Linked DNA regions of Mus musculus: region 2 is linked to region 1. A link is a loop called in an ENCODE intact Hi-C map of the cell type or tissue named here. Cell type or tissue: left cerebral cortex. All regions are shown on one strand. Links, peaks and the distances in the headings refer to the core of each region. The heading gives the core; the rest is flanking DNA. Region 1 overlaps Gm29685 (predicted gene, 29685). Region 2 overlaps Ppp1r12a (protein phosphatase 1, regulatory subunit 12A).

What was found. Hi-C counts contacts between places; a loop is a spot of excess contacts. Peaks named below come from ENCODE experiments on the same cell type or tissue, not always from the same donor. Only the 100,000 strongest peaks of a DNase experiment are listed, where the experiment ranks them.
Region 2: it touches region 1 in a loop (2.3-fold over the local background); 8 of 42 quality-filtered maps call a loop at or near these places.

What each region holds. Positions count from the first base shown.
Region 1 is chr10:107,946,803-107,955,151 of GRCm38, reverse strand. The region is part of intron 1 of Gm29685 (predicted gene, 29685); the gene reads right to left. Among named protein-coding and RNA genes, the nearest start is that of Gm29685, 4.3 kb to the right of the region's middle. In left cerebral cortex, for the core only: a CTCF peak has its summit at 5,061; DNase peaks (open chromatin) are centred at 5,011 and 6,196.
Region 2 is chr10:108,245,398-108,253,746 of GRCm38, reverse strand. Ppp1r12a (protein phosphatase 1, regulatory subunit 12A) reads right to left here. Exons shown (of 25, transcript NM_001368736.1): 10 at 4,097-4,312; 11 at 2,739-2,833; 12 at 1,803-1,907; 13 at 823-990; 14 at 252-422. Among named protein-coding and RNA genes, the nearest start is that of Pawr, 83 kb to the left of the region's middle. In left cerebral cortex, for the core only: no CTCF peak of the experiment used is centred there; a DNase peak (open chromatin) is centred at 3,798.

The DNA of each region.
Region 1 (8,349 bases), core at 266-8,265:
TCTTAGGGCAGAAGGAATGAAGGTTATTTGGAGCATGATGACCTCACAGTTAGAGACAAAGGCCTTACCTACAAAGGTAGGCCTTGGGGGAAGAGTGGTGGCTTATGGGTACTAGGAGTTTGGTAACTAGAGAACAGAGCACCAGTTTCCTTATTTCCTGTACTTTTGGAAATCATATAAATAGTAAAGTTTGATGATGGGGAGAAAAGAGTTCTTTAGGAAAGTGTGTGTGTGTGTGTGTGTGTGTGTGTGTGTGTGTGTGTATGTATATGTGTGTGTATGCGTGTGTGTGTGTGTATGTGTGTGTGTGTGTATGTGTGTGTATGCATGTGTGTGTGTGTAGATGTGTGCAGATGCCCAGTAAGTTTTGTGTTTTATTCTTTGCTAATGAAGATCCAGAGGTTTTAATTTTTTCCCCTCCCAAATCCCAGCTGAACGCTGGAGGGTCAGAGGTGCTGGAACAAACAGTGACAAAGACACAGTGTGTTCTAAGCCAAGTGACAAAGCAGATGCAAATAAATAACGGGACTTGAGGGCACCCATCCAAAAGAACCCCGGGATCCCAGGAGCAAAACAGTCTTTGGCTCTTAGACAATTTAAAGTCGCAGATGAGTGAGTTTTGCATGCTCCGAAACTACGAGGTTAGGTATCAGACTCAGTTCCCTGATTCAAAATCTCCAAACTTTGTCATAACATATATATATATACATATATATGTGTGTGTGTGTGTATGTATATGTGTGTGTATGCGTGTGTGTGTATGTGTGTGTGTATGTATATATGTGTGTATGCGTGTGTGTGTATGTATGTGTGTGTGTGTGTGTGTGTGTGTGTGTGTGTATGTGTGTGTGTGTGTGTGTACTGTCTTAGAGCTACTTTAGGTTTACTACAAAGTTGAGAGAAGCCCATGTAGGTTCTGCATGTATCATCTGTCTCAGTCCTTTGGTGTTGCTATAACAAAGTGCTCTCTGTGTGGTGGACAGACAACAGACATGTGTTTCTTACAGTTCTGGAAGGTAGGAAAGGAAGGGGGAATGTATAAGCAGATCTGGAGTCTGATGAGGGCCTGGAGCCTGGTTCATAGACAACTATGTATTCACTGGGTTTTCACATGGCAAAGGAAGTGGCGGACTGTGTGGGTTTCCCTTTTACTACAGTGGTAATCTCATGAACAAAGGCTCTGCAGTGATAAATTAATCTTTACTGAGTCCCCCTACCCAACCCAACATCATCACCCTGATGATTAAGATATTGATATAAGGACTGGGGGGAGATATGTCCAGTCTACAGTCTCCCTCCCTCCATTCATACAGAGAATCCCTCTATCAATATTCTCCACTAGGGTAGTTCATTTCTTACAACTGCTGCATCTGTGCTGGCACATTATGATCACTTAACCCCAGAGAGCATCTTAAGACAGCGGTCCTCGACATGTGGGTCATGACCCATTTAGAGAGTGAATGCTCTCTTCACAGGGGTCACCTGAGACCACTGAAAAACACAGATATTTACAGTATGATTCATAGCAATGGCAAAATTACAGTTATGAAGTAGCAATGAAAATAGTTTGATGGTTGTGGGTCAGCACCAATGAGGAACGATATTAAAGGGTCTCACTGTTATGAAGGTTGAGAACCACCACCTTAAGGTTTCTTAATTTTTCCTCCCTGTGGATCCTTTATACCTGAGAAATGTCATGCGATCCTGGAGTTTTAGGCACATAAAATAGGTACTCAAATAAAACATTTACTGATAAGCAAGAAAGAAGTAAACTAATCTTTGGAAAATATAAAATTTTATCATTTACTAAGGACAAACAGTTGTACATGAATGAGATGAATACAAGTTTTTGTTTTTGCAGAAAGGATTAAATCTTGTTTAAGAATTTGATACCACAGAACATAGAGCATTTCGAAAATGTCTCAGAGTTGATCAGTATTTTGGTTTTTATAATAATCAGTACTTTGGGTGTGGTTTCACATGACTTTACAGTACAAAATGGCATTTCATACTCATTTCAGAAGTGGTTGAAAATTCCATCTGAGTTGTAAGCCAAAATTCGTTTAGTAATTTTTTTTTATGAAGTCAGCAACTCAAACAGATATTCTTTAAATGAAACATTTGAACACAGCGCAAACCTAAGAAATGCTAATTTGGTTCTACGTGCTGAGGCATAAGAATATTAAAAAGTCTTTACACTCCATGACTAAACTACACATTTCTGTAAGAGTGGAAAATATCTCATCTACAGTAATAGCAATCGGCAGCAAATAACAGTTTAGACTCTTGAACTGCATTCAAATGGAGACCAGGCAGGAAAGAATTCCAGAGGAGACAAAAACCAGTCAGGCCTCATAAGTGACTTTATCCTTGTTTGACTTGCAAACATAACTGAAACTTAACCTGAGCTATTTCTTGTAAATGCCAATATGAACATAAAATGAAACTAAAGTTCAACCCATAAAAGCCACAAATTAACTTTTAAATGTATAACTAGAGCCTTCTATCAAGGCAGACCAAGTAAGGTCATTTTATAGCCAGAACCAAACGAATTTTTTTTCTGCTCTACTTGTATTTGTGCATATTTTAAAAGATGTCCACTTGCAATTCTTGCTCCAGTACTGTGACATCCATAGACCATGATTTGTCCAAGTAAATGCTTTATAATTCTACTGGGTCTCGTGTTACCTTTAAGCAACAATATGTGTTTTGAATATGACAATTTGTGAATTTATACACATACTTACAAGTTGGAACTGTCATAAATAAGATTTAAAATATCCATGTAAGCCGGGCGTGGTGGCACATGCCTTTAATCCCACCACTCAGGAGGCGGAGGCAGGAAGATTTCTGAGTTCGAGGCCAGCCTGGTCTACAAAGTGAGTTCCAGAACAGCCAGGGCTATACAGAGAAACCCTGTCTTGAAAAGCCAAAAATAAATAAATAAATATCCATGTAAAAAGCATTGGTTTGTGTGTGTGTGTGTGTGTGTGTGTGTGTGTGTGTGTACCAAAGTTTTGGATTCTTCTGTATAAGTACTAAGGAGGCTTAGATTCCCATGAAAAAAAGTGTGCCTGGGTTCATTAAAAAAGCAGCGAAACCAGGGTTAGGTTTGTAACTCTGTTAGTAGACTGTCTAGCATACACAAAGCACGGTGGTGTGTGGGTTCCCTCTCCCCTCAGGGTCATTAACCACTGACCTGTGAGGGCAGAGGGGACCCAAGCGGCAAGTAGGGTTCAGAGAACTGTGAGTATGACGGCAGGACTTGTGGAGGCAGCCCCAGTGAGACAGCTCTACTTCAGTGTTCAGGGATAGGGATATGTAAGAGATAATAACCTCGTACTTAGTCATCATATGGCAAGAAGAGCAGAGTGGGACTTACTGGCTGAATCATGCAGGACTTGCAGGCAGCTCTGTGCAGGCTCATCCTGCAGCAGGGTCAGGCATCTGTACTTAAAGACACTAGAGATAAGGTCAGTGGAGAAAGGGAAGCCCCGCCAAGAAAGGGAGTCTTCCATTTTACTCCGGAGAGCTATCGGGTCATGGTGGACTGCTGTTTATTAAGCAGGGTCTTCCAACAGTGGTGTTCACTTATATACCCAGCTCTCTGGAAGTCGGAGGTAGGAGGACCGGAAGTTGAAGGCTATTCTTGGCTACCTAATGAGGGTGAGGCTTACCTGTGCTAATACCTGTTTCAAACCAAACCAAACCAAACCAAACCAAACCAAACCAAACCAAACCAAACCAAACCAAACCAAACCAAACCAAACCAGAGTAAGCCCCTAACAAAGTGGCTTGCAAAATGGCTGTACCATTATTCTGCATTCCCACCAGCGACAAATCAGAGTCCTCGGTGCTGTCTACAATGGCCAACATTGGATGCTTGTTGTCAGTGTTAATGATGAGCGGTATGAGTTGTCTTTTCACATGCTGATTTATCATCCGAGCATCTTCTCCAGTGCGGTATCTCCATGCCTTTGTCCTGTTTTAATATTGGGCTGTTTGTTTTTCTTTTTCTTGGATATTTTCTTTATTTACATTTCAAATTTTATCCCTTTCGCATTTCTCACCAAGCTTCCGGAACTCTCCTATCCCATTCCCCCTCCCCCTGCTTCTATGAGGGTGCTCCCCCACCCTCTCCCGCCTCCATGCCCTGGCATTCCCCTACACCGGGGCATCGAACCTTCACAGGACCAAGGACCTCTTCTCCCACTGATGTCCTACAAGGTCATCCTCTGCTACATACGCGGCTGGAGCCATGGGTTCCTCCATGTGTAGTCTTTGGTTGGTGGTTTTATCATTGAACTTTAGGAATCATTGTGAGGTTTGGATGGTAGTCTCTATGTGCCACTTGTAAGCACTGTCTGGAATTTATGTTCTCATTCTCTTGATATTCTTTCCAGCTTATCAGTTATTTTTTTCATGGATTTTGCCTTTTATATTGGACTTTTACAGATCACCTAAGTAACCAAGGCTTCTTCTTTGTTGGCTTATGAGAGTTTCAACTTCAAATTTAGGTTTATCATTTGCCTTGTGACAATGTTCCTGAAGATGTTGCTAGATACAGTTTTTTTTTAAAATGAGGATATCACATTCTAGCATATTCAATGAAAAGACTGTCCTTTGCTGGAGAAAAAAATGACTATATTTGAGCCTACTTTGGGTTTCTTTTGTATTCTGTTGATCTATTTGTCTTTTTCTTGATGAATGCTACTGTCTTGATTACAGCAGTCTGACAGATAGTCTTTCAGCTGTGTCATGTCTCTTCTTAAACTTTATTCTTCTCTTTTAGCATTGTGTTGTCTATTATGAGTCTCTTGCCTCTTTTCATGAATTTTAGAAGCAGCTCGTTGACATCTGGGAAGCGGCTCGCTGGGATTTCAATTTGGATCGAATTGAGTCTGTGACTAGGTTACACTCACTAAGTTGACTTTTTCTGCTGGGCAGACTCACCAGGATTCCTTCTTTCCTTAACCTTGGGTTCTTGCATCATTGCCTCCACCCTTATCTGCATTCCCTAGAGGTGGCAGAGGCTTACTGGTATGATAGTGCCACTCTGTGGCTTCCTCATTCATGTCTGCTTGCTCCTCTAGTCATTTATGTGACTGATGCCCCTAAGTGAAGCTTTTTTTTTAATGGAGTCTAAAATGGCTTCTGTTTGTCTGGTTGGCTCCTATTGATGCGTGAATATAAATATTCAATACATTACCTGCACAAGAATTTTTCTTATGCAATGGCTATAAACAAAATAACTGAAGTGGAAATTAGTCAATCAATCTATAAGAATATTTTTAATCTGAGAAAAGTATCCCAGGCAGACAACACTTTTCATAATTCCCAAATCTATAAAGCTCTGAAAACTGAATTTAAAATAAAATTGCAGAAAACTTATTTGATATGAAGATTCTGAGTTGAATTGTTATGAAGCTACCTGGAGCTTTTATAGCTTTTATAGTTGTTCATCGATAGGTAGATAGATTAATGAATTGAATTTCAGAAGATAGCCAGAGTCCAGTGATGAGGTCATGCAATACATGGAATTTGCACATATAAACTCCAAATGACTGGGTTCATACATCCACTGGACCTAGGCACAGGGTAGAAGTTCCACAACTCTAGAACATTTTACTTAAGAAAGAGTTAGTTTTGAGATTGGTCCCATGGAATTGAGTGAATGGCAGAGATGAGCAGTGAGGACATTCAGGGTAAGATGAAAGTTACAAAGGAAGCTGTAGGAAAAGGGAACATGAATACACGTAGTAAATAAGAGTAGGAGTGGGTAAAGAGCAGGAATGAATACAGTGTACATAATAAAGCCATCATATGTTGGATATTACTTTTAGGAATTGAAGCACTTTTAAGGATAATAACTTTGATGTTGTGCTTAGTCAATAAACTAAATGGCTGTCTTGTATTGCAGGGATGTATTGGAGATGGGGTTCATTTAACAGACTTCTTTAGTGGGAGAGGCAAGTAAATTGAAATAAGGCAACATAGTTCCAAACAAATGCAGATGATATGAATGTAGAATCTATAAGGTATGATAATTAGTGCCGTGGGGTGACAGGGTGGGAGGAAAACTCAACAGAAATATCCAAGAAAGAGAGCAGGTGTTGGGAGATGCATGTTTAAGTTAGGATATACTGAAGGACACAAATATGAAAGCCATCTGGAACGATAGAATTGACTGAAGATGGCAAGTAAATTTCTGCTTCCCTAAAGTCGTTTGTGGATTCACGAGTCGTGCAAAAGTGATCTCAAGTATGTTCATCGTGTGAAATTAGCATATGGAGAGCTCACTTTGGAAGGGAGAGATTTGCTTTCACCAGCACTTCCAAACAAAAAGTCTTGCCAACGCTAAAATGTAAATAGATTTCTGTAGCTAAGAATAGAGACCTCTATTTTCTTATCAACAATTCACTTCCCTAGTACATATTACATATGCCACGGCTCTACAAGCACATGGGTATAGGGAACTTTCGGGATAGCATTTGAAATGTAAATAAAGAAAATATCTAATAAAAAAATAAAAAAAAGTTCCTATTGCCTAATAACCCTGCAGCCACCATAATAAAATAGTGGTTGTTACATTGCTGATATAAACAAACACAGTACTTAGCCAATCCGTGGGAAGCCCTAGCATATACCATTATGCACGGTACATAAACTTGATGACAATAATAATAAATGACTGTTGCTAGTCTATGAATTTTAAAAATATCACATATTCTAAAAAGAAATTTCAGAATGATCTCATGGTTTAGACTTTATTATGAGTTTTGGTGACCACTCAAGGGTGGTAGGAAAAGTCTCACTCCTCAAAAGTGGTTCATTAGACAATTTTCCCCTTCCTTTGTGCAATGCCAGCCACAAAACCACAGACATTTTTATCGTTGCTCAAGAAACATTGAAAGTGCCCAGTCACTGCAACAGATGTACCTCTTACTATGGAGAGAGTGTCTTGCTAACAGGCAAACATGGTTTCTAAATTCACAAGTAGTTTCTTTTGACAAGTGGGACTCTTTGTGGTTAGAATAGGCTGACCTGTGATATATGGACACCAGGATGCTTTCACTAGTTTGACAGGACAGCTATGACAGCCTACCATAAACTAAATTTTACTTTTCCAGGTTTGGATGCTAGAAGCCTGACATCCAGGTGCCACAGAGCTGTTGTGAGATGGTAGGCTCTGTCCTAGGCCTGTCTCTGTGACTCATGGATACTGTCTTTCCCTGTGTCTTGTCACTTCATCCCCTCTCTGCCTGTTGATGTCTCTGTAAATTTCCTCTTTTATAAGAATGCCAGTCACTTTGGATCAGGGTCTACTCTGATGTCCTCATTTTGATGGATCACTTTTATAAAGTCCCTGTCTCCAGTTCAGGACACCCTCGGAAGTACTGGGTGCTAGGAATCCAGCATTTCTTTTTGAGGTACATAGTACAAGCCATAACACATTATAATTAGGTGTGTTCCTGTGGCTTATATATTCCAGGTCCCCACTGCAACATGTAAAAGCCTACTACATAGATTTGAAACTGGAAAGAACTGGGCTGCTGTGAACTCACAGTGAGCCTCCAGGGTTACTAACTGCAAGGTGACTATTTGTTTATGGAGGCTTCCCTTACTTTACAATAATATTATTTTCTTGGGATGGGAGTGTAGCTAAGTGGTAAAGCACTTCCTAGGTATGCATGGAAATTATGGGTTTAATTTCTAGCCCAGAAAATTTTTTTCTGTAGGAAAAAAAAACAACGAATATAGCAAAATTGTTTATCTGTGACTAAAAGCAATAACTTTGTTATAGGAAAACCTTGAAGAATGGCATAACTATCCTTTAATAAAAGTGTTCATTGAAGTATTGCTTTTAGTAGGAACAACTAGAAGAGACATGCCTGCCTATTTATAGAATGTGTGAATAAATATTGTATATTTCTGTATAGTGGATATAATGTGCTTAGCATAATTAGTTTTTATTTATTACCTATGCTAAGTTTCTGATTGCTAGGCTTTGTCCTTTACCCAACATATAAGTTATTTAAGTGATATATATATATATATATATATATATATATATATATATATGTATATATATATGTGTGTGTGTGTGTGTGTGTGTTTTGTACATACATATATGTTTTATATGTGTATATATATAAGCTCTATTAACTGATGAACATATTATTGATTAGATTCTATTATTAACATTGCTCTATCATTCATGAAAAAGAGGAAACAAATAATGGAGGGACAATCTCTAACAATCACAATACTATTTTAGGACCCAGACACTGGCATAAGGAGTCCAGTCCCTTCTTTTACTCTGCCATTCGAGGCTCAAAGAGATCAATG
Region 2 (8,349 bases), core at 339-8,338, 300 kb before region 1:
ATGTGGTTGCTGGGAATTGAATTCAGGACCTCTGGAAGGGCATCTTAACTGCTGAGCCATCCATCTCTCTGGCCCACCCCCTTCTTCTATAAAATGCCTTGGTCATGGTATTTTAGCACAGAAACAGAAAAGTAGTTACTAATACATATCACATTTCCAAGAATAACAAAACAAACAAGCAAAGAACACAAAATACCAGAAACTGGCCAAGCATATCAGCAGAAACTAGTACTGAGAGGACCTGTACACACCTGCGTCTCTCCCTGACCTCGGAAACAGTGCCAGCAGTAGTTGTAGTCAGGGTGGTGGTGGAAGGAGCTGCAGCATTTACAACAGTTGGAGCCACAGGAATGGTCACTGCAGTAGGAGCACTGTCCTTTTCTTTCTCAGTACTATCCTCAGCCCACAAACGATTTGAGGTACTATAGCATCATAAGCAGCAACACAAAAAGAGAAAAGGAAAACAGCTAAACAACGAAAGCCATTTCTAGAAGCTGAAAACAGGTGACCACAGGGATGGATTTTTTAAAAACACAAGATTAGTAATCAAACAGCTCACGCAGAGCTGCCAAAGAAATAAATTTTTATTTTAAGCAATATGATTTAAGACCTTAATATTTTTTCCCCAGACATGCATAATTGCTTGTTTTTTGTTTTTTTTTTGTTGTTGTTTTTTTGGTTTTTTTTGGAACCAATTTTTGCTTAAAAACAATTTTGACATGGTAAATAAAAAAATCCAGAGCCCACATTTGTCTACACAACGATGCATGCACGCACATAAGCACACAGTAGACCTGGACACAGACCGTCTCTGTGACTCACCTGCTCTGTGTGCCTGCGGAGGAGGAACCCGGGGGAGTCTTTGCAGCAGTGCTTGTGCTGGAAGGGAGGCTTCTCTGAAGCCCCGCTGCAGAGGTAACTGTTGGTGTTGATGTGGTGCTTGGAACACTACAACTAATCAAATCATCTTGTCTTCTACCAAAGGAGCAACTAAAGGAAAGAGGCATTTCTATGTAGGATGTGTCTGTATGTGGACGCTACATTCACTATCTCAGATATCACACAACTGCACACAGTAGAAAACAAACTGTGCTCCTCATCAGACCACCAGCTCCAGCACCAAGAGTTGGACCTACAATTGCTAGAGTATAGATTCATTTTACTGATTTGATGGTGTAGAATTTTATGCCTCCTCCTCCCAAAGCCTTCAATAACAGTCAACACTGAACATTTTCAGAATATGATAGACCAAAAATGGTCATGCCAAGCTGGTTCTAACAAAAATTGTGGAGTGGATTCATTCAAGGGAAATAAGGCATATGGCCCATCCGAAGAAAAGTTTTTTGCAATGGGTTAACTCCTCAGGAGCGACCCGTGTCTACGTGTATGTGTTCATATCTTATTCTTGCTTTCCACAAAGAAGTAGAACTCTCCTAGTCTCCATTATAACAGCATTAAGATTCTATGCTTTCATAGCTGAGTTGTAGTCCAAACAAATGTTCCAGATCATAGACAATAGCTAAATCGATTATGACAATATCCCATTTCAGACAATTTAGTCAATCATAAGAAGTTCCATTAAAAGTGCTAAAAGACATTTCATAATATTCCAAGTTTAATTAAATATATATGCAGAGGATAAGTTAGAATAAATCCACACCATCTTTATATTTACTGTGTCTCTAAATTAAATTTAGCACACAAAAAAGATGTAATATTTTAAAAAGATTTGCATAACTGATATTAAATCAGCGGCTATTTTTATAAGGACATAGAGAAGCCACTTATAAAGTACATCATACCTTCTATGGTAAGTGGATCCTTCATTGATCGAACTATTCTTTTTAAGATCATCTTCCCATTTTCTTCTTGTGTAAGAACTACTTGTTCGCAAACTTGAAGACTCTCTGTGGAAACAACAGCCTTCAGATTCTGGTAGGTAATTTTAGAAGAAGGATAAGAAAGGTATGTACTAGTGAAAAAGAGTAGATGTAAGGAAAATCCCATAGGGAAACTTCAGGATAGTTACCAAAAAGTGGGAGGAATTTTAGTTCTAGGAGTCAGTATATAATCCTAAATAAAAGCATTTAGAAGCATATTATTTATAAGACAAAATACTGTGATTCACAGCATAAGACAGATATGTAGGCATATATTATAAAATGACAAAAATATGTTGAGAGCCTATACAATATATAAAATGTTAGCTGAAAAAAATGAAGATACATAATTAGACACTAAAGCATGACTACAAATAAAAAGTTCTATAACACTTGAGAGTAAAAAAAAAGAAATTAAAAAAAAACAAAACAAAACCAAAAACACCCCAAAACCCAGACAGTGACCATGCAGTGTTTCCCTTTTCCTTCCATCCTCCCCTCCCCCCTCCTCCCCGCCTCTCTTTTTTTTTTTTTTTTTTTCAAGAGAGGGTTTCTCTGTGTGGCCCTGGCTGTTCCAGAACCCTGAGAGACCCCCCTGCTCCTGTCTCCTGAGTCTGGCTGGGTTCCCCTTTTGTATGTGTCTGAACCTATTTGTGTGTCGTCTGCTTTTGCTTTCCTTGCCATTCAGGAACACACTAAGCCTGCATGCTCTTGTCCCGCAGGACTGTGTACCTGGTGTTCTGCTGGTCCCGGACAGCCCTCTCTCTTCCTGAAAGCTCGCATCAGTCCTCACATCTAACACCAATGCGAACACTGCAGACTCTGCAGGGATGCACACAGCCGCCTCTCTGCACTCACCTGTTCTCCTTCTCTTCAATGTCAGATGTACTGGCTAGTCGTCTCGGGATTGTAGGGGTGACATACGCAAGTCTCGTTCCTTTGTTATCTTTCTCCTGACAACAGGAAAGTCATGAATGACAAAAGGTGCGATGAAAACATGAAGAGGCTTTAACACGTCTGTGACCGTGCAGTCCTTTCCCAGTTTAGCTCCTGAACTTTAATACTCATACAAGTCAGCGAGGTCCTCCAAAAGCAATGAACAACAGCTCAGCTCCGCCAGCTCCCTTTCCTGCCCCCCTAGGCTAAAGTTAGAAAATCACTTACTTCAGGAAAGGAAGAAAGATCCTTTATTAATGACTTTTTCTAAGGTTTGTATAAAGCTAATGTAGTAAGTTAAAATCCATTTATTTCTGTTGAAGACATAAAGTTCAAATGCAGTTCAACAAGGAGCCACTTACAACTCTGACAATCCATGCTTTCAAATATTAAGGTATTCTAAACAGACATTATCGAAATTGTATTACTGCGACGTGTGGCTGAGAGTATGTAGTGTTAGCGACACTTCCACACTGCCAATATACTTGGCAATAAAGTTATAAGAAAGCAAAGCATTAAAGTGAGTGGGAAAGAAACCTCATAGTAGAATGTCTAATATAAGGTAACATTCAAAAGAAAAATGTATTGAAAAAACTTAAGTAGCCCAATCACAGGCAATTCAGTAAGAGAACAATTTTGGTTGTACCTGTTTGATGCAATATAAACTCTTTCAAAATATAGTTAAATATAGTTAAAAGTCATTAAGACATACTTGTATAAGATAAAAAAGGTAGCTTGGCAATTGCAAATAATAATTGAATTTAACTTGATCATGCTTACATGCTAGAAAAAAAAATTGCGTTCCTTAACTCCGGGAAACTTACTCAATAATAAATAATATAAACCTGTTCATTCCCTAGAGCATTCTACTCAAAAAGCATGATTTGGAGGGCTGGAGAGATGGGTCGGTGGTTAAAAACATTCGATGCTCTTGCAGAGGAACTGGATTTGGTTCTTAGCACCCACACAGTGGGCCTACAACCATGTGTCGCTCCAGTCCCAGGAAATCCAACATCTTCTGACTTGTGTGAGTATCAGGCACGCATGCGGTGCACTTCCATACATACAGGCAAAACACTCACATGTATCAAATAAATAAATCTAAAAAAATATCAAGAAGTTTTAAAGGCTTAGTATCTCCTCAAATTTCTTGTTTTATGCAAGCACAACTGCTCTTCCAGGTACTCACAAGACAGGAAGGAGCATTCTATATTCTAGAGTCGGTGAGTGAAGCTGATACCCAGGATCTAATGGTGCTTACTAGAGCGTCTCTCTATTACCTTTTCTTTATTATCCAAAGAGGACGAGAGTCTCGGACTGGAAGCCGACCGCATCACCCCTGCAGTGTCTTTCTCCTTCTGGGCTTCTTTAGACGCACTGATTTCAGCCAGGGCACCGTAACTGCCAGTCTTTCGAAGCCCTAACCTCCAGGATGCAGGAGACTCATCTTTTCTTTCCTCTTCTTTGGGAGAAATTTTTGTAGTCGATATTGGAAACTGGTTTTTATTTCATAAAAGACAAAAACAAGTTACTAAAACCAATTATTCCTTAATTTAGAGATAATTAATTTCAGATAATGTCTAAAATTTTAAGTGATAGTTTTGGGAGAAAACACATTTACTAAGGTTAAGGTCGTAAGGCAAAAATCTAAACCTTAGAGAGTAAACAGATCGCCTTTCTAGAGGTTAGCTTTATAAACACACACTACACACTTCATATCACACAGAAGATGATGATGCAGATACAGAGAACAATGAGCACACTGTAAGGACTTGACCCATGCATCTTTGGAACCCACACTCATGAAGCTTGTTATGCCGTAACCCAGATACTTGCACTCTTGCACATAGAAGTGCCTCACCATGGATTTTTCGCCCTTACTGGGCACCAGCACAATGCCAGTTTTGCGCAAGCCCTGCCTCCATGATGCAGGATCTACTGACTCCACAGGCATGAGAGAAGCAATGAGATCAAACTAAAGCCAATTAAAATAAGAAGGGCAAGAGATACAGATTGAAAGTATGAAGACAGAAAAGGGAGGTGAAAAGAAAAAAAAAAAAAAATCAACCACACTTTTTTCCTATATTTCAACTTTATAATAAACTAACATCCAGTAGGAGTGTGGTGGCCCGACAATTGAAAGCCACTAAAACAAGTCCTAGTTTCCTCAAGAGGTAATTGGGAAGAATCTAATAAAGAAAATTCTTACCCAGTTAATGGCACACAGAGCAATATAGCACATGAGTGAAAAATTAGTACATATGGACTTTGTTTTCAGTGATTTACACACCCTAGGTGAAAATTTAATTTTCTAAGTAAACTTAATTTAGTAGTATTTTAAAATATTTTAACTTTAAATTTACTGTTTATTCTTCCTAATAAACATTAATCTGCAATTTTAGTTACAACATATTTTTATGCATAATTATTCTACTTCCCAGGGTTTTCACCAATATATTAGCTATCATGCTTAAAATACACTAGTTATTATCATTAAATAATTTACTTTATCAACTTCACCTTTCCAGTTCAAGAATTTTAATGCTCAATGCACAGAGAGAAGACTATATCAACTAAATATAACAAGGTATTGTTAATTAAAAAGAAAAATCTTTTGCATGCATGGTCAAAATCTGCTCAAACTGCAGGTTAGCAGATCTTTAGTGATAGTACCATGGTGCCAGGGACCACTTTTTTACAATATTTCTGGTAGCTTGTAATCATTTCCATCAAGAGTCTACTTAGTTCACATGACCCCAAATGCATCTGGAATTATTTCAGGATGTCAAACAAAGTAACAAGAATTGTACAGAAGGTATACTGTAATCTTACTGGAGTAGCTAGTACACATCCCAGTGCACAATCCTGTCTCTGCCTCTCTACTGCTGGATCATCAGAGTGTGTGCTGTTATGTTTGACCACAAGTAGCTATCTATGCATTTTGGCAACACGCATGCACACCAAGCTACACTCTGGGCTTTGCAAAACATTGATCATATGTAAATGAGCATCTTATGCTCTAATAAAAGTTTATTTAGGGGCAATGAAATCAAAATGTGTCAGAAAGTAGCATATTACGTATTTTCCCAAGTATTTAAAGATGTTAAAAACATTCTCTGCTTGTTTGCTATGTAAAAATAGGCATATTTTGTGAATTCCTGCTCCAACTGCATCTCCTGCAAACTGAAATGTTTTTCCACTGTGACTAAGCAGACAGCAGATACCATTTACGTGTGTAACATAGGCCAGCATGTAAGAGATGCCTGCTCCTATTTCTAAGCTAAGTTCTCATAACTCTGTATGAGTTATCTCAATATAACAATATTACAAGCACAAAAAAGAAATGCTACTATTGCTCTTTTAGACTTGACTAAACCAGAGCAGTAATAGCAATTTTAAAAATGACATCGCTATATTTTAGCAGTTGATTAACTCACTTTTGATAACCTCCCATTATATACATTAAGGATTTAGATCCAAGACCTGGTTCAAATATGTAAAAGTACCTTGCATTTTGATTGATACATGAAGAAATGTACTGAATACACTTAACTGTAATCCTCTGCTTGCACATTTTCTTCTTTTGCTTTTATAACAGGACACCCTATCTACACTTTCTTAGTCTTCAGACCACGTCTGGTTTTTTTTCTGGCTAACAACCTGCCTTTGCCTACTCTTTCAATTCAACTACTCCAAGAGTCTAGTCCCAGGTAGACTAGGCTACCTTTGTTTTTCTGCCAAGGATTGAAATTAGTTTCCTCTTTCAAACTAAATATTAAATTTATTAAACTTATTCTAAAATTTCCTATTCTCTACTCTAACCCAACCCTTAAATTACTAGCCTTAAGTCAGTCTATCTATCTATCTATCTATCTATCTATCTATCAGACTACTTACAATTGCATTTGGACCTTAAACTTAACATGTATCAATCACATACTTTGCCTTATAAACTTCACCAGCTCTATTACTAGTAACAGTGCTATTGTTATTTCCTCAATGTCCTGTGTGTCTTCACACTAATGTTCTTTTGACATTCTCTTTTATTGATAAGCCAGTGACCGTGTCTCTCACTGTCCTTCTGTGTTTTTAAGGCTCAAGGCTGTATCTTTTATCTCTAGTTGTATACCTATCATTGTGGGCAGTGTTTCCTCAGGACCTCATCCCCATCACCCGTCCTCACACAGGAACCTCCAGAGCAGCCTTACATAGAGAATGAACTCTCGCAGCACTGTTCGCACATTTACTGGGATTTCTTACAAGGAATAATTTATAAATTATTACTCTAAAAATGAAGGCATTCCATCATTTACTCCCATTTTCTGGTTTATTCTGTATATATGTACCATGACACTAAACTTCCTCTCCCTAGTAGACACCATGCCTGCATACTCACTGTTTCTCTTGTCAAGTTATGCAAACTTGGTAGCAAGGTGCTGGCTAGTCATCCCTTAATCTCTCTCAAATGCTTTCATTTCATGACTTAAAACCGAATGTAATTTCCTCACCTTTACATAGCTTTCTACACCAGGACCCTTATATGGCGGATGGTATATAACCCACAGCCTAAGTCAGTCTTCATATAATTAGTGTTCTGCTCAGCAAACTAAGTAGTCAGTGAACCAGAATAACCAACTCTGAGAAAATTCTCAATTTTTACTAGCTAGGAGACAAATATAATTCACACTTACTTGAAACTGTGAGTTGTTGGAATCCTAACAATACTTACTTTAACTAGAGAAAGTCGCAATTTATTATTAACTGACGATTTAAGGTCTAAAATCAAGCTGAATTTTTGTTGTTGTTTACCTTCAGCATGTGTGTGTGTGTGTGTGTGTGTGTGTGTGTGTGTGTGTGAAATACTGAGCATCATGCACACTGGGAAGAGCTCTGTTACTAGGCTACAGTCCTAGACCAAGCTGATGGTTTCCATCCTAAGATGCCCACAGATTATCAGCTGGGCATTACTCACAGGCTTTTTCTCTTTTAGTTTGGGTTTATAATTTAAGGCAAGCAAACTGAGCACATCTATCTTTAGCTAAATTAACCTTGTATACTAAAAGAATAGAAGTGACACGCAATGCTGTGTTATATGCGTCCATCTGGGATCTAGTCCTTGGAGTGAGTGCACCCAAATCCATAGTCTGGGCTCTGACAGACAAGGCTGGACAGCCTAAGATAACTCTGCTGAAAATCTTTAAGATGTACTTGTAAACTCACTCATAAGTAAATGTGAATTTGCTAAATCTCTCTTCATGTTTATAGAAAAAAGTGAAAAAACACTAAGTGCTAAATTAAAAGTGTTATGAAGTCTAAATATTGATATGTATACATACATATATATATGTATATATATATGTATATATATATATGTAAGCATATCATACTGTAAGACTCTTCTATCAGCAAAAATAATTCAGATTTTGAGTACCTAATGTCTTTAGTTTTGACATAATTGGTTATAAAATCTTAAGAATTTGAATTCAAAGAATGATCTTCAAAGAAGTCACATGATGGTTGAAATCTGAGAACA